Regions from separate parts of the Homo sapiens genome. Here region 2 is linked to region 1. Evidence: chromatin contacts called from ENCODE Hi-C or POLR2A ChIA-PET data. All regions are on one chromosome and are shown on one strand. The core of a region is the stretch at or near the end of the contact, and the rest is flanking DNA. Distances in the headings are between cores, read along the strand shown. Region 1 overlaps RHBDD1 (rhomboid domain containing 1). Region 2 overlaps RHBDD1 (rhomboid domain containing 1).

Evidence for each region. Hi-C counts contacts between places; a loop is a spot of excess contacts on that map. ChIA-PET counts read pairs that join two places held with the same protein, here RNA polymerase II (POLR2A). Pooled maps may share reads with other maps.
Region 2: a pooled map shows a loop between it and region 1 (4-fold over the local background). The contact joins two enhancer-like sites. A Hi-C loop is called at or near these places in 2 of 168 maps with a recorded cell type or tissue (CD8-positive, alpha-beta T cell and chondrocyte) and 2 of 50 pooled maps. POLR2A ChIA-PET finds 5 or more read pairs at or near these places in 4 of 52 experiments (H1, IMR-90, OCI-LY7 and 1 more).

The regions. Positions count from the first base shown.
Region 1 is chr2:226,904,880-226,907,910 of GRCh38, reverse strand. RHBDD1 (rhomboid domain containing 1) reads right to left here. Exons shown (of 9, transcript NM_001167608.3): 6 at 1,030-1,118. Among named protein-coding and RNA genes, the nearest start is that of RHBDD1, 70 kb to the right of the region's middle. RefSeq lists a silencer at 2,915-3,031. Within about 2 kb of position 1,615, at least 3 of the 41 ENCODE cell types and tissues checked have a DNase peak (open chromatin) inside an H3K27ac peak, as active enhancers do; they include OCI-LY7, where a contact is called at or near this core.
Region 2 is chr2:226,942,580-226,945,610 of GRCh38, reverse strand. All of the region lies in intron 8 of RHBDD1 (rhomboid domain containing 1), which reads right to left. Among named protein-coding and RNA genes, the nearest start is that of RHBDD1, 110 kb to the right of the region's middle. Within about 2 kb of position 1,615, at least 3 of the 41 ENCODE cell types and tissues checked have a DNase peak (open chromatin) inside an H3K27ac peak, as active enhancers do; they include OCI-LY7, where a contact is called at or near this core.

The DNA of each region.
Region 1 (3,031 bases), core at 366-2,865:
TTTTATCAGTACTAATGAGTATTAAATTGTATTGAAAATACAATAAAACTGGACATTTTCAATAAATGAAGCTCCCACTGCCTCCTCTAAGTACGTACAGTGGAAACACATTAATAAGCAAACGTGGGAAAATGAGGATCTGCTTAAATGCAACACAGCCTGTAAAAATCAACCAAAAGTGAACACGACCTGCTAATAAAGGTGCCAGTGCAGTGCCTGGAAAGCTTTCTACTATCATGAATATTATATGGTTCTCAAGAATACCAGTCATCAGCACAAACTGTGAAACAAATTATTTATGGTTCAAGAAAAGGTAAAATAGTCTCAGAAGACTTCCCATGAATAAAAGATGAAATAGTGGAACTCAGTCTATAAAACAAGTGTTTGCAAACCAGTTTTCTTACAAGTCAAAATGAGAATCGCATTGAAAATTAAGAGGTCTAAAAAATACAAGTATTTCTAAATGAAATATTTTCATTGAGTATCAATTTGAAGGGAAAAACAAAATTAAAAAAAGCAGGAGCTAAGCTTCAAGCAATAACAGACTTGGTTTCGCCATGCATGAATATATGGCTCATCCACCAAGGACCCGGTCATCAGTCTGAATTCTTTAAAATACTGGCCATGCACTTCAGTCCAGGCTTTGTTTTCTTTTTCACCTTTGCCTTGCACGTATATTAATTCATGGACTATTATAGAAGAATGCATTATTTTAAAGGCACTTTAGTTCTCTGCATTCTTTAGGAAATCGTGGTTTTCTGCGGGTAGCATTAAGGTTGAGGGTATAAATATATACTGATATTTGTCCCCTAAGAAAGTATCAGATTCGAAATTTAAGTTTGCAGCCTCTTTTGTGGAGCAATGTAAGGAACTGCACTGGTTGTTTTACCTTTCGGTTTAAAAAGAAAAACAGGCATATTAGGGAATTCTTGAGCTGAACCACAGGGAAACTTGGGGTTGCTTCTGTTCACATTAAAATTAACATGAACTTCCAAGCTGTTGTCATGCCAAAGGTGTTTTATTCTGTACCTGCACATGCTTCCATGATTTTCTTCAGAGGCCCTTGAGTGTACATTAGTCCAACAAGAATCCCAGCCAGATGCCCAGCGAAGGAAGTCCTAGGAGGGAAGGAGACCCTTTGTGAGTGTTTGTTCTGCTGCTGATTAGAGACATTCTGTCTTCTCATTAGCCCAGTGCATGTCAAATAGTCACAGTCTGCAGGCTTTGTTCCACATCAAGTCTTTTATGCTAAGCAGCATTTAACTCAGTCCAAAGAACAACATCTCCTACCTTAAAAAAAAGTACAATGAATAACAACCACCACATGTTTAAAACGCAACACCCCTCCTTAACCAGGGGAAGTGGGTTGTCTCCTCCAGAGCAGTGGAAGCATTTGGTCAAGACAAGTCATTACATCGCTTTCCGTTTTTTTTCTGTACCTCTTATCACAAAACATAAATAAAATCAGTTTTCTCTGTTTGGCATTAAATCTGGAATTATCCAGCCATTGTGAGGGATGATGTCTATCTGTGTTATGGCAGGGCAGACTGCTGCAGTTTTCTACACCATGGATGAGTGAAGCAGAGAGCAAGTGAAACTCAGCAAAAGGAACTGAGATGCCCACCTGCATCCACCAAAGTTGTCTTCATGTGTATGTTTCAGTCACTCAGAACAAAGAAACATACATTTAAATTTCAAACTTGAAAGATGAGTTAGGGCATGAAAGTGTTTGCGTTAGGGCATGACAGTGGTTTAACTCTTCTTAAACTGGCATCTAAAACCAGCAATTACTTGTAAGATTTATTTTCAGAGGTCTACTTTGACCCAAGTGGCAACACTCTTTGTGGAGTTCCCTGGCTGAATGACCTCCCAACCAGCCTGAGTTTAAGAAATTACTGGCGATTCTCAAAAACCTCTGCTGTTACCACAAAGGGGGGGGTCCTACACAACGAGTTGTTCTTTAAGCACTTGACCTCAATTTCCAGCTGCCCGCCACCCTCTAGACACCCCCGCGCACACATGCACACATCCACTAGCACCTTAAACTAGACTTTTCTGGGGTGCCACTCCCACTTCCCGTTTGTAATGCCTCTCATACCCCTCCCAGCCTTCCCATTCCTACTGCCACAACCATGCTTACTGCCATCTGGACTATTTGGAAATGCCCAGTGTTGGGCACAGAGTGAACCCCAGATGAATGTGTGTTGAATGAATAAAATAAATGAAAGAAAATCATCCAGCTGGTCTCCCTGCAAGCCAGCTCTTGCTCTCCAGTGCATCCCACACACGGCCATCAGTTATCCTCCTGAGGCAGAAGGCAAGTGGTGTCATTGCCATCCTCTGAAATCCACTGGTTCTCACAGAATACTCCGGTGTGTGTTTAAGCCCTTCCAACACTTGGCCTTGCCCATCTCTGCAAAGTCAGAGGGTGGAGACCTCATCGTCTACTACCTCCATTCCCACATGCCCCACTGTCACATCCCCCAAGCACTCTCTGACCATAGGCTAAGCCAAACAGCACCTCTGTCAAAAAATGCCACCCCAGTTGAAGAGCCGTTCTTTCCTTCTCCTGCCTCCCCTCAGAGCTGAGGCTCCTACCTTATTCTGGCACGAAGCCAGTCTGCTGGTGGCACAGTACTTACACGTCTGCCTGCCTGTCCGTCTCTCTCTGTCACACACAAACTCCCTGAGGGCAGCAATGGTGTCTCATTCATACATTATACAAAATTAGAAGCTTAAAAAAAAAAAAAAGCCAAGCAAATGAACGCATTCCCACAGCCTGGAATAGTGACCTCTCATTCCAGAAGGTGGGAAACTGAAAGTTATGAAAGAGCCTGATGGAGACTCCAAGAACATAGCCTTTATGTGGCTTTTACATATGTATTCCAAACACCCAGGACAGGGCCAGGCACATGAGAGGCACTCAAGGATATGTTGAGTAAATGGCTCAAGTGTGCCAGGACCGTTTCACCAAGACCAACAGGAGGTAAGTTAAAACCACTAGATGTTCAGCTCAGGGTGCTTGCTGAGC
Region 2 (3,031 bases), core at 366-2,865, 38 kb before region 1:
GCGGCACTACTCACAATAGCAAAGACTTGGAACCAACCCAAAGGCCCATCAACGATAGGCTGGATAAAGAAAATGTGGCACATATAAACCATGGAATACTATGTAGCCATAAAAAAGGATGAGTTCATGTCTGTTGCAGGGACATGGATGAAGCTGGAAACCATCATTTTCAGCAAACTAACACAGGAACAGGAAACCAAACACCATATGTTCTCACTCATAAGTGGGAGTTGAGCAATGAGAACACATGGACATAAGGAGGGGAACATCACACACCCGGGCCTGTCAGGGCGTGGGAGGCTAGGGGAGGGATACCATTAGGAGAAATACCTAATGAGAATGACAGGTTGATGGGTGCAGCAAAGCACCATGGCACATGTATACCTATGTAACAAACCTGCACATTCTGCACATGTATCCCAGAACTTAAAGTATAATAATAATAATAATAATAATAATAATAATCAGATTTGATCTTGTTTCCACTGTCCTCAGGATTAAACACAAAACCTTCAAACACATCATACTGAGCCCTTCACAACTTGATTCCTACTTATCTCTGCCCTCTGATAAATTGCAATCCTCCCCACAAATCTCCCCATGAAAAATACATTGTAACCACAACCAACCTAGTTCCTCCAACAGACTGTCTCCCTATTCCTGGGCTTTTATCTATTTTCTTTGCTCCCCTCGCTCCTCTATGAAAATCCTTCACTAAGGTCTCATCACATTCAAGGGGAAACAAAAATCCATCAATAGACCATGGCCAGGAACTCACTAATTCAAATTTGGCATCAATACCCAGATTGTCCAAAACTTAGACTTTAAACATTGATTTATACAACAAAGGATGTTCACTACCTAAGTATTCTGTCAATCTTTAAGCCAAATAAGGTGACAGAAAATATTATAATATCACTACAGCCACTCAGGAGGAAAATCTATGAATTCTGAGTTTAGAGTGAATGATATCCCATTTGTATACCTCTCTTTTCTGTTTGCTGTAGGTATAATTTTCACTGTATTTTTTTAAGTGTTAAGTAGTTGTCTATTCGTGTAACTGCAAACAGCAGAGAAAGACACGCTTTTCAGAACACAAGTCTCGGCATTTTTAAGGAGAGTGCTCCTGCGGTCTCATTATTCTGCCAGTTAATTGACAGGACAGAACGTCCTAATTGCTTATTAACTCTGACAGTGTCCCCCTAGCCTGGTGGCAAGGTCTAAGAGACACAGAACGCACAGCAATTGTACAACCGCTGCTCCTCTAGGGGCACAGAGCCTCAGGTTCAAGCAGCTACAAAACAGCAGATGTTTTTATTTTCGTTTTAAAAAATCCTATCTACAATAGAGTAGAATTTGGTAGTAGGTTATTTTCTCCTTAGAGTAATAAGATGAACCACACTGCTGATTAAGTATTATTTGCTTGGGCCAAAACATCCTGCACAGCCATTGCATATGGAAGTCATCCTTGGTTTAGATTGAATCTGCCAAAATGACAACTGATTTAAGAGGCACTCAGTGGTCTTTCACTTCCCCCTGTCGCTACCACCAGCAAGACTATACTGAGCAAAGGCATAACAGAAACAAGCTGTCAACACAGGCCAATGGCCTGTCAACAATGGCCACTTGGATCCCTTCCTCAGAGCACACAGAGAAATCCAGAAGTCCACTGCACAGGTGGGCCTACAGACCAAGAAGCACTGTTTATGTGGTTTTGTAATACATAAAACTTTAAAATAACAATGAGCAAATAATGAAGGCTACCAAAGGGGGATGAAATGCAGCATAACCTGACAAATGTCACAATCTCAAAGTTATATGCAAAATAGGCCTTACTAGGCCTGCGTTATGTAAGTCAGGGACTTATTTCCCTCCTCTCCAAAAAGCATGCTCTAGACAATAGTAAATTACTTGAGGTTTAAAATTTATCTTTGTCATAGCACAGTGTGCAAAAGAAGGGCCTTACTAACCCCCAGAGACCCAGCTTATTTAAAGACACAATGAAGAGAGTAGGTGTTCTATATAGATGTCACTTCTAGAGTACACTTATTAAACACTATCTCCTGTAATGTCCATGGGCTACATTTTATTTTAGCATCACGCTAGCCAGAAGCAAGTGGTTCCCTTTTAGACTCATTGAGTTGAAAATCAAAAACTACTGGGCTTTGGATTGTTCTGGTTTGATCTGTAAAGAATCCCGATGCAATGATTCAAGAGTCACCTCATATCATGATTTGTTTCACCTGTCTCCTATGACTGCACACTCAGGCCATCTGCAATTTTTCCAAAGCAAATAATTAGAGTGTAATTTTAATCAGTTTAATATTTATAGTAATCTTTATACTTTTGCACAATTTGGGCCAGGTATCTATTAAGGAGATCTTTGGTCCTCTGATTGAGATTAGTGAAGATACACAAATACGTGACTCTCACATCTGGCTCTCCATAACTAAGTACAACACGATTATAGTTTTGAATCACTGGAGAACTGCCATGAGATGACACTAGACCACCTTGAGGCTGTTTGTGACTGTATAATAAATGGAAACCAACATATGACTCTTGGTTTTTCTCACCAGCAACACAACACAATATAATGGATGGGAGAATGGGTATAACTGTAAGATTGTTTAAGAGAGGCAGAGCGGACAACAGCGGAAATTCTCATGTGAATAATTCCCACTAATAAGTAACTGGAGTAATGGGAAATAGCTCAACATAAAATTGTGATGTCTTAAGGCACACTTAATGCAAGCACATTTATTCTTTTCTATTATGAATCATTTCTTTTCTAAAAGGAAAACTATTAAAGACAAATTAAGTTCTATTTAAATTAACAATGCAAATATCCTTAATTCAAATGTCACTAATATTTAAAAATTAAAAAAAATCCAAACCAAACAAACAAAAAAAACTTAGCTAAACATATATGAATAGATAAAGACAAAAGTAAGATAATTGTCATTGCTATCTCTGTAAATAATGCAGTCTTTTTAATTTAGCAAAGAATTATCAATAGTGGCCACACATA